Linked DNA regions of Homo sapiens: region 2 is linked to region 1. The links are chromatin loops, found by intact Hi-C in ENCODE. Cell type or tissue: breast epithelium. All regions are shown on one strand. Links, peaks and the distances in the headings refer to the core of each region. The heading gives the core; the rest is flanking DNA.

The links. Peaks named below come from ENCODE experiments on the same cell type or tissue, not always from the same donor. Only the 100,000 strongest peaks of a DNase experiment are listed, where the experiment ranks them.
Region 2: a loop joins it to region 1, with 19 times the contacts of the local background. A loop is called at or near these places in 2 of 110 quality-filtered maps.

Annotation. Positions count from the first base shown.
Region 1 is chr5:179,014,430-179,019,803 of GRCh38, reverse strand. No RefSeq gene overlaps it. Among named protein-coding and RNA genes, the nearest start is that of ZNF879, 6.7 kb to the left of the region's middle. In breast epithelium, for the core only: no CTCF peak of the experiment used is centred there; no DNase peak of the experiment used is centred there.
Region 2 is chr5:178,151,041-178,156,414 of GRCh38, reverse strand. NHP2 (NHP2 ribonucleoprotein) reads left to right here and starts at 2,530. Exons shown (of 4, transcript NM_017838.4): 1 at 2,530-2,757; 2 at 2,855-2,924. The coding sequence starts at 2,598. RefSeq lists an enhancer at 4,962-5,374. In breast epithelium, for the core only: no CTCF peak of the experiment used is centred there; DNase peaks (open chromatin) are centred at 1,925 and 2,404; H3K4me3 peaks cover 1,960 bases; H3K27ac peaks cover 1,224 bases.

The DNA of each region.
Region 1 (5,374 bases), core at 58-5,057:
TCGCCATGTTGCCCAGGCTGGTCTCAAACTTCTGACCTCATGATCTGCCTGCCTCAGCCTCCCAAAGTGCTGGGATTAGCAGCATGAGCCACTGCATCCAGCCAAAAATATTATATTGATAAGTTCAAATGTATATACATATTGCAGGATAAAGCAAATAAACAATTACATTAATGTCAATAGCCAAGATTTTCAGAGTAAGCAAGAAGAAATACAAATAAAATGTATTAGTAGTTAAGTGAAAAGCCTATTAGTTAATATTTGAATTGAAAATATCAACAATTGATTTTTGGTTCTTTCTAAAAAAAGAAAAAAATTCCCTGTTCCTATTCACTGCAAAGCCTGGAAGGAATGATAATCCAGTAGTAATTAGCTGCCAAGTGATGGTCTCTAGATTAGCATTTAACACAAAAGGCTTCTGATAAATCCAAAGCAGGGAAGGCCCAAGATAGGCATGGTGGCTGAAAGCAGGAAAGCTATCATAAGGGTCCTGTCAAAAGGGCACAAGAACCAAGCTGAAGGGGTTCTGTTGGACAAAGATGGAAGAAATGATCACCAAAAAGAATACTGGCTACAGTGGATTAAAATGTATCAAATGCCGGCTGCCCCCGTGGCTCACGACTGTAATCCCAGCACTTTGGGAGGCCGAGATGGGTGGATCACGAGGTCAGGAGATTGAGAACATCCCGGCTAACACGGTGAAACCCCGTCTCTACTAAAAATACAAAGAATTAGCCGGGTGTGGTGGCAGCGCCTGTAGTCCCAGCTACTCGGGAGGCTGAGGCAGGAGAATGGCGTGAACCCAGGAGGTGGAGCTTGCAGTGAGCCGAGATAGTGCCATTGTACTCCAGCCTGGGCGACAGAGCGGTCTCCAAAAAAAAAAAAAAAAGTAGCAAATGCCATAAAAATCTGTTTACTATTTCTGGCCAAGATAGAGTAAAAAAGACTGGAATTACTGTCTCACCTTATATACACACTAACAACACCACCAAGAGACAACATGTAACATGAGACATCAGGCAATAAAGGACATTGGTTCCAGAGAGTCAAAAACAAATGAGGTGAGTCCTTCAACTGTCCCATCTTACTGCTTCGACAGAGTCTTCAGGTCAAAGCCCAGAAAAGGCACTGGAAAATCCAACATGCATTCCCAATAAAAAAATCTGTCACCAAGCTACAAATGCAAAAGAACTTGTCTACAAAACCCTACACTAAGACTATACTTTTTTATTTATTTTTTATTTTTTTGAGACAGTCTAGCTCTGTCGCCCCAGGCTGGAGTGCGGTGGCGCAATCTTCTCTCACTGCAACCTCTACCTCCTGGGTTCAAGCGATTCTCCTGCTTAAGCCTCCCGAATAGCTGGGAATACAGGCGTGCACCACCATTCCCGGTTAATTTTTTATTTTTTGTTTATTTTTTTGAGATGGAGTTTCGCTCTTGTTGCCCAGGCTGAAGTGCAATGGCACAATCTTGGCTCACTATAACCTCTGCCTCCAGGTTCAAGCGATTCTCCTGTCTCAGCCTCCTGAGTAGCTGGGATTGCAGGCGCCCGCCACTATGCCTGGCTAATTTTTGGTATTTTTAGTAGAGATGGGGTTTCGCCATGTTGGCCAAGCTGGTCTCAAATTCCTGACCTCGTGATCTGCCTGCCTTGGGCTCCCAAAGTGCTAGAAAAAAATAAATAAGAGAAAATCTTTGTGGCCTTGTGTTAAGCAAAGGTTTCTTGAATGCAACATCAAAAGCATGATCCACAAATGAAAAAAAAGTCAACTTGGACTTCCTGTAAATTAAAACCTGCTTATCAAAGACGCTCTTAAGAAAATGGAAAGACAAGCCACAGATTGGGAGAAATATTTGGAAAGCATAGATCTGATAAAGGTCTTGTATCCAGAATACATAAAGAACTCTTAAAACTCTGTAATAAAAAAAAAAAACCCAAACAACCTAATTTTTTTTTTTTTTTTTTTTTTTTTAGACAGAATCTTGCTCTGTGGCCCAGGCTGGAGTGCAATGGCAAGATCTCAGCTCACTGCAACCTCTGCCTACCCAGTTCAAGCAATTCTTGTACCGCAGCCTCCCGAGTAGCTGGATGACAGGTGCACACCACTACGCCTGGCTAATGTTTGTATTTTTAGTAGAGACGGGGTTTCGCCATGTTGACCAGGTTGGTCTCAAACTCCTGATCTCAAGTGATCCACCTCGGCCTCCCAAAGTGCTAGAATTACAGGCGTGAACCACTGTGCCCAGCCCCAAACCTAATATTAAAAGTGGGCAAAAGATTTGATCATACACTTCACTAAAGAACATACAAGAATAGCAAATAAGCTCACACAAAGTTGCATGACATTATTAGTCATTAAGGAAATGTGAATTCAAACTCCAGTGAGATACCACTTAGCACCTACTGTAGTAGGTTGGAAAAAGATCCCCTCAAATATGTCCAGCTCCTAATCCCTAGATTAGGAACCTGTGAATATTACCTTATACAGCAAAAGAGACTGCCAATGTGACAAAGGTGAGGATACTAAAAGGATAGTGGATGTGGTAATGGATTAGAGTTGGAGACATCAGCATGAACTCCTGTTGAGCTTATTGTAGGTACAAGTCACAACATAGAAATGTTTCTAGACAGGTGTGTATACATAGGTTCACATACACAAATATGTTCTTGCTCTGTTAGCTGACAGGACCTAAAAGCAAAGATGATCCAGTAGCAATAAGCAAACCTAGGGCACAGATCTTGTTTTCCAATACCATTTTCCGATAAAAGGAACCACAGCTCCTTGGAGAAATAGATTCTAAAACAGAGACAGGATATGTACAAGGTGAGCCAGGAACAATTGGTAATGTCAGAAAGCAAAGAAGTTCTCAAAATAACAACAACAAAAACAAGTGATGGGGATGTATCAAGGGACCAAGGAGCCAAATGAGAGGGCTCCTCATGAGCAAAGGTGGAACAATTTGAGCAATAAAATAATGTTGGGTTACAACCCAAAGTACACAATCCATATATGGGAGTCTCCAGCAGCATAAATGAGCAGTGTAATAAATAAATAAATAAATAAATAAATAAATAAATAGGAGAGGACAGGCAAATCTCTCATGCAAAATAATTTAAGGCGGGGAGCCCTGGCTCACGCCTGTAATCCCAGCACTTTGGGAGACCAAGGTAGGAGGATCACTTGAGGCCAGGAGTTCGAGACCAGCCTGGCCAGCATGATGAAACCCCGTCTCTACAAAAAATACAAAAATTAGCTGAGCATGGTGGCGCTCACCTGTAATCCCAGCTACTCAGGAGACTGAGGCACGAGAATCGCCTGAACCCAGGAGGCAGAGGTTGCAGTGAGCCGAGATCTTGCCACTGCACTCCAGCCTAGGCGACAGAGATTCTGTCTCAAAACAAAACAAAATAAAACAAAAAGAGAGAGAGGGAATTTAAAATAGTTAATGCAAATACTCTACCCTCCAGGAGGTGAACAGAAGTCTCCATTCCTTAGAGTGGGCTGTGCATAATGACCTCCTTATTAGCACAAGGTGAAAAGAAGAAAAAGGAGTAATTTTAGAGTGTAGCAACATGACGAGCGCTTCCTCAGTCGAGTGACTAAGGTTAACATCAGCAGTTAAAGTCCTGCTGATGAAAACGACGCTTTACCTCCACAGTCTTTCTTCCAAAAATTCATAACTCCAGCCTGATAATGAGAAAAACATCAGACAGTCACAATAGAGGGTCCTTCTACAAGCTACCTGACCAGGACTCCTTAAACTGTCAAGGTGATCAAAAACACGGAGACTCTTGACAAACTGTCCCAACCAGCAGGAGCTTAAGGAGACACAATAACTAAATGGAATGTGGCAGCCTTGATGGGACTCTGGAACAGAAAAAGGACATCAGACAAATACTAAAGAGAGGTGAGTAATAAAGCACAGACTTCAGTTAATAATAATTTAGCGATATTGGTTCATTCATTGTCTTGTGGGAGACCAGAAGATGCCACCCCAAAATATGCCACTTTAGCATAAGGGTTGTTTTGAGCTGGAGGCAAATGAGAATTAACAGATGCAGACAGTTCTGAGAAGGGAAGACTGACACAAATCCCCTCTCCCAGGGAAGTTTTCTGGCCATGAAGAAGACTGGAAAGTCGACTCTGAGATGGACGATGCGAAAGGAAAAGAAAAACTTGGGACCTGATTCACTATATGCCAAAAGAAAAACAAATTCAGCTGAGAGCTGAGTCATGCCTCCCTTTTGTTCCTAAGGAGACAGTTACAGACAGTTACAGAGAAAAGGTTAACTATGTCCACGGGTTACTCCTCCACGCTCACCTTATGTCATGTAAGGTGCGGATGTACTGAGCTCGAGACAAACACATGATTGACTGAGACTCCCCTGCCTGCTCCTTTTCTCTTGCAACATGTGGATTCAGTAATATGACCATATCCTCCCTCTTTCCCCTCCAGCCCACTTTTCCTTCTTAAATATTCAAGGCCTCAAAATCATCTGGAGAAAGACACAGACCACAGACTATTTATTCCATATTTATTTCTTCCAGGCATGTCCTTAACCTAGGCAATATAAAACTTCTAAATTGATTGAGACCTGTCTCACATACGTTTTGGTTGACAACCTGCACAGAGAAACCTTACTCCATTGGTTTCCTCCAAATATTTACCTTCTCAGAGTCTGCTGCTCCTGGAAGCCTAAAGCCCTTTTCCTTTGTCTTGCCACTTTTCTACAAATGTGTTGTTCTTTTTTGAAGAAGCTGCATAAGCTCAAGTTCTAACCACCCCCTTGAGTGACCGTCGCTGACTTCGCTCGTGTGCGTGCAGTGCACGTGTTAATAAACTCCTGTTGTTTTTCTCTTGGGAATTTGTCTTTTTTTTTTTTTTGAGATGAAGTCTCACTCTGCCACCCAGGCTGGAGTGCAGTGGTGCAATCTCGGGTCACTGCAACTTCCGCCTCCCAGGTTCGAGCAATTCTCCAGCCTCAGCCTCCCGAGTAGCTGGGACTACAGGCACGCACCAACATATCCAGCTAATTTTTGTATTCTTAGTAGAGACAGGGTTTCACCACGTTGGTCAGGCTGTTCTCAAACTGCTGACCTCAGGTGATCTGCCCACCTCGGCCTCCCAAAGTGCTGGGATTACAGGCATGAGCCACCGCACCTGGCCGAATTTGTCTTTTGTCTGTCTAATTTGCAGGGCCCCAGCTGGAGAACCCAGGAGGGCAGAGGGAAAAATTTCTCCTCCCCTGCAGTGTGAAATGCACTAGATTGATGTAAGATGTTCATAATATGAGTATGGGTTATAAGGTGACTGTACACTTTTTGTAACTTTTCTATAAATTGGAAACTATTCTAAAATTCAATTTTTATT
Region 2 (5,374 bases), core at 78-5,077, 860 kb after region 1:
AGGGAGACTCTGTCTTAAAAAAAAAAGGGGGCCGGGCGCGGTGGCTCATGCCTGTAATCCCAGCACTTTGGGAGGCCGAGGCGGGCAGAACATGAGGTCAGGAGATCGAGACCATCCTGGCTAACACGGTGAAACCCTAGTGAAACCCCGTCTCTACTAAAAATACAAAAAATTAGCCGGATGTGGTGGTGGGCACCTGTAGTCCCAGCTACTTGGCAGGCTGAGGCAGGAGAATGGCGTGAACCTGGGAGGCGGAGCTTGCAGTGAGCCGAGATGGTGCCACTGCACTCCAGCCTGGGCCAAAGTGCGAGACTCCATCTCAAAAAAAAAAAAAAGAAAAAAAAAGAAAAAGAAAACACTGTGGTTTTCTGAAGACATATTTGTTCTCAGCACTTCATTGTCTTATGGCTCAAAATGCAGACACGTGTGACCTGGGCCAAGCTGAGGTTCCTACACTTTCACTATTTACGTATCCTTTTGAGCTGAAGTCAAATGTCAAATCACAGGTATGGGTAAAGTCTGGGCTTGGAGACAAGTGGACCTGGGTTCAAATCCAGCTTTGTGTGAGCTGTACCAAACTATTCATCTTTATGTGTGTCAGTAAATTGTGAATATAAAGTTATATATTCCTGGTAAAAGGATGGTAAAGTCTTTACCTTTACCATAGAGGTATTTTTTGGTGAGCACTGAATGAGATATTGTATATAATATGCTCGCCACATAAATGTTAACTTTCTTTTTCCTTCCATGTAAGAGCTGAAGGGACTTCACAACCGAGGCTCTGAGTGAGGTCAGTCAAGCGAGCCCATTTGTTTGAATTTGTTTGAACTGGGTTCTCAGGAGTGAAATTCTCCATCACTCTGCTGGACAGAGTGATTTTTAGTAGAGACGGGGGTTTCACCGTGTTAGCCAGGATGGTCTCGATCTCCTGACCTCATGATCTGCCCGCCTCGGCCTCCCAAAGTGCTGGGATTACAGGCACCGCGCCCAGCCTATTTGTTTTTATTTAATGCAAAACAAAATTTATTGCACTTTAGTTCAGAGTTACAAGGTTTTTGTTGTTGTTGTTTTGTTTTAGAGACAAGATTTTCCTGGGTGGCCCAGACTGGAGTGCAGTGGCTATTCACAGGTGCAGTCATGGCTCACTGAAGCCTCTAACTTCTGGGCTCAAGCGAGCCCCCTCTCAGCCTCCCGGGTAGCTGGAACCACAGGCACGAGTCACCACACCCGGGAAAGGCCAATTTTTAAGTTGGTTTAACTGACCTGTGTTCCCACCCACAACTACCGGAACACTTCTAAGTTTCTACTTACTGGCCTGTTCCAGCAACACAAAAATGGCAGGCCTGCCACATCAGGATCAAAGGTAATTAGTATTACAAATTAGTAATTTGCAGCGATTATCTAATTAATATCCATCCAGAGTTCCAAAATATAGTGGAAGAGGCTAATCAGAGATACCAAGATCCACTGGATCTCGGCCTGCCACCGCCCCCCACGCCCTGGCAGCTCTGTCCCTTTACCTTCTACAGACCCGTCCAAAGGGTAGCTCCTCATAGCTCTCACCCTGCACGGCAGGGAGCTCAGTCCCCAAAGCCTTCCCTCCGCTGTTCCCGGCTTCGCTGGAGCCGTCCTTCCCTCAGCCCCGGCTGGCTTCTCGGCTAGGCCCTCTGCATGTGTAGCGTCAGGCAATGGTAAGAACTGCGGGAAAATAGCGGGTGAAGGGATGCTGGTTTGGAGAGAGAGGGGACGGCAATTTTAGATAAAATCACCAGGGAAACCTCTCCCATGGGAAACACTGAAACGGAACCCTGCGGGATGAGAGTGAGCCACACGCTATCTGTGGAAAAGCGGTGCAGACGCAGGTCAGTGGGGTCATCCCTTGCTCTGTATCTTTCACACCTGCGCAGCCGGGTCCAGGGGTCAGAAAACAAAGAAAAATTATGCAAGAAAGGAGGCAGCCTTAGGCCGGGCGCGGTGGCTCACGCCTGTAATCCCAGCACTTTGGGAGGCCGAGGCGGGCGGATCGCCTGAGGTCAGGAGTTCAAGACCAGCCTGACCAACATGGAGAACCCCTGTCTCTAGTAAAAATACAAAATTATCTGGGCGTGGTGGCGCATGCCTGCAATCCCAGCTACTCGGGAGGCTGAAGTAGGAGAATCGCTTGAACCCGGGAGGCGGAGGTTGCAGTGAGTCGAGATTGCGCCACTGTACCCCAGCCTGGGCAATAAGAGCGAAACTCTGCCTCAAAAAAGAAAAAAAACGAGGCAGCCTTTCCAGCACCCAGAGCCCCGCCCTCTCCGGCCCCGATTCCCAGGGCTCCGCCCCTTGCCTCACATTCCCTCCGCTCCGCCCTAATCGGTTCCGCCCAGTCCCTTGGTCCGGGGATGGCCCCGCCTTAAGGACCATGACTCCGCCCCTCTCCGCTCTCCGTAGTTACGAAGCTGGGCGTCAACGATTGGGCTGAGTCGGAGACTTCCTTTCCTGATTGGCCGTGTTGTACGGCGGCTTCTCGCGCAGCTGATGACCTGGAAGTGATGCCTAAAGCTGTGGACCGCGTGGGCTCGCCTCCCTGGGACTAGGTTTCAGCGGCCGCTGCGATGACCAAAATAAAGGCAGATCCCGACGGGCCCGAGGCTCAGGCGGAGGCGTGTTCCGGGGAGCGCACCTACCAGGAGCTGCTGGTCAACCAGAACCCCATCGCGCAGCCCCTGGCTTCTCGCCGCCTCACGCGGAAGCTCTACAAATGCATCAAGAAAGGTGAGGCGGACGGCGGCGTGGCCGGGATGGGTGCGCGGGTGGGATGGGTGCGCGGGTGGCTGAGCGAGGCCCCCGACCGACTCTTCTGTCGTTGCAGCGGTGAAGCAGAAGCAGATTCGGCGCGGGGTGAAAGAGGTTCAGAAATTTGTCAACAAAGGAGAAAAAGGGTAAGAACCTTCCTTCCTCTGGATTTTGCATTTCTAAACGTTAACGGAGAAATCTCTACTTAGTAGGCGCGCAGTAAAAAGGTTAACTCTGACCTAGCCCCATATACAGAAGCCAATCAAGCAGTCGGTAAAGTCCCTTTGGTACAATACCGGTACGACAATACCGGTACACCACGTATACCAGCTCAAAGTGAATTCCAAAGTGAAGCGAATTGTGTAAGCAAAGTCCCTTAGAGTAAACCCACCTTCATTAATTCAGGGACCCTCCTCCCCGGGCTCCGCTCCTTGCCTCAGATTACCTCCGGCCCCCGCCCTAATCCTCTCAGCCCTGAATCTCAGTCCTAGGGATGACCCCTCTCCGGCTCTGTATTTAAGGAACTGAACGTTAACGTTTTTGTTTGTTTTTGAGATGGGTCTAGCTCTCACCCAGGTTGGAGTGCGGTGGTGCGATCACAGCTCGCTGCAGCCTCGTCCCCCTGGGCTCAAGCGATCCTCCCACCTCAGCCTCCCGAATAGCTGAGACCACCGGCTTGCGCCACGCCTGGCTGTTGTTATTGTTGTTTTGCAGAGACAGAGGAGTCTCGCCATGTTGCCCGGGCTGGTCTTGAACTCCTGGGCTCAAGGAATCCTCCTGCCTCAGCCTCCCGAAGCGTTGGGATTACAGGCATGAGCCACCGCGCCTGGCAGCCTTAACAATTGAATGTACTCTTTTTCAGGCACTGTGTTATGGGGGAAACAGTGACATTCATTCATCAGATAATGACACACACACAACTAATTACACGTTGTGATAGATAGCCATGAAGGAAAATAACAGAGTGCAATGATAACTTCATCACCCCACTTTTCTTAATGGCATTTATCAAAGTTTGAACCTTGTTTACATTTTTCTTCCCTTTATCACCCTCTCAGGCCAGATGGTAAGCTCCTTCAGAACAGGGCCTCCTTGCTTTATCCCAAGAAGTGAAACTGTAGGTGCTCAAGAGATCAATAATGTTGGGCAGACTTGATGCTCAACGGCATCTAACCTAGCTGGGGAGGGCGCATCTGGGGAAGTTTCCCTCAGCAGTCACATTTGAGCTGAGGTCTTAAGACACAGGGATTAATTGGGGGGTGGGTGGGAGGATTCTGCCAGAAGAAAGAGTGGGCCTCTGGGCAGGAGAGGGTCTGGTGAGCAGAAGTGCTACCTTCTTAGGGGGCCTTGTAGGACACAGTAAATTTAGTTTTTATACTCAGCACTTTGGAGGCTATTAGGGGTTAAAGCCAGGAAGTGACATAATTTTTATTATTTTTTACACCCTAAGATTTTTCTGACAATTGAAGAAAGGATTAGAGAGGTACGAGTAGGTTTGGGAAAGTTCAGGTAGTAGACTACTGTAGTCCTGGAGAGGTGATGGTGGAGACAGAGTTAAAGGGGACAGATTTGAAAGGACTTTCAGATGTGGAGAATGGGGAGGTATTGACGACTTCTAGGTTCTGACATGCCCAGCTGGAGGGACAGAGGGCCCAATCTTGAGATGTGAACAGTGGAGGGGGACCAGATTTGTGTAGAAAGATCACAAATTTGGGTCTGGGTAAGTTTTTGAGGTGCTGTAGAGACACATGACTTCCACCCCGCCCCACACCAGGAGAACTGTCAAACAGGCAGATGGCTATAGGGGTTTGGAGCATGGAAGAGAGAGGGCCAGGCTGGAGATAGTACATCTGGGAGTTTTCAGCACATAGATGGCACCTGACCCCATGGCAGTGGCTCCGGTCAGCCAGGAAGAAGGTCCTGAGAGGAGAGGGCAGCCGAGGACAAGGCTGTGAGGAACACTCACAGTGAAAGGCGCTTAACAGAAGGGGAGCCAGCAGAGGGCCCAGAGGAGCACTAGGAGTGCGGAAGCATTCTTTCAGCCGAGGGCTCTGTCCTTGTGTGTCCGCCTGTTATCCAGCATGGGAGAGCAGACTTTTCCTTCTGTGTCTTAGGCTCCTGAGGCCCTTGCCCCCCAGCCTTGACACCTGGCCAGCTAGGAACCCTGGCTGAGTCTCTGGCAAGCTTTCATTGCCTCACTGTCACTCTTGGGACAGAGCCCATGCTTCTTAGCCTGGTACTCAAGGTCTTGGGGGTGTCCCCTGCCAGTCTCTCGGCTGTGTCTGGTGCCGTTCTGATTCTCACACCACATGCTCTCCCCCGCCCCAGCCCCTCCGTGGGCTGCCTGCCACACAGTCATCCATCAGCGTGCTGTTCAAGTGTCACCTCCTGGTTGAACCCTTTTTTGACTCTCCAAAGAGAGCTGAGCTCATACACCTTGGCACCCATCCTGTACTTCACCTGTCCGAGCACTACATCACTTTGGTGGCACCTGTATGTTGCCAAGAGGTAGAGATCACCCCCAAATAGTGTGCTCACCAAACACAATTTTGTCTCTATCCCTAAGACCCAGCCCAGGGCAGCACTTAAAACTGAA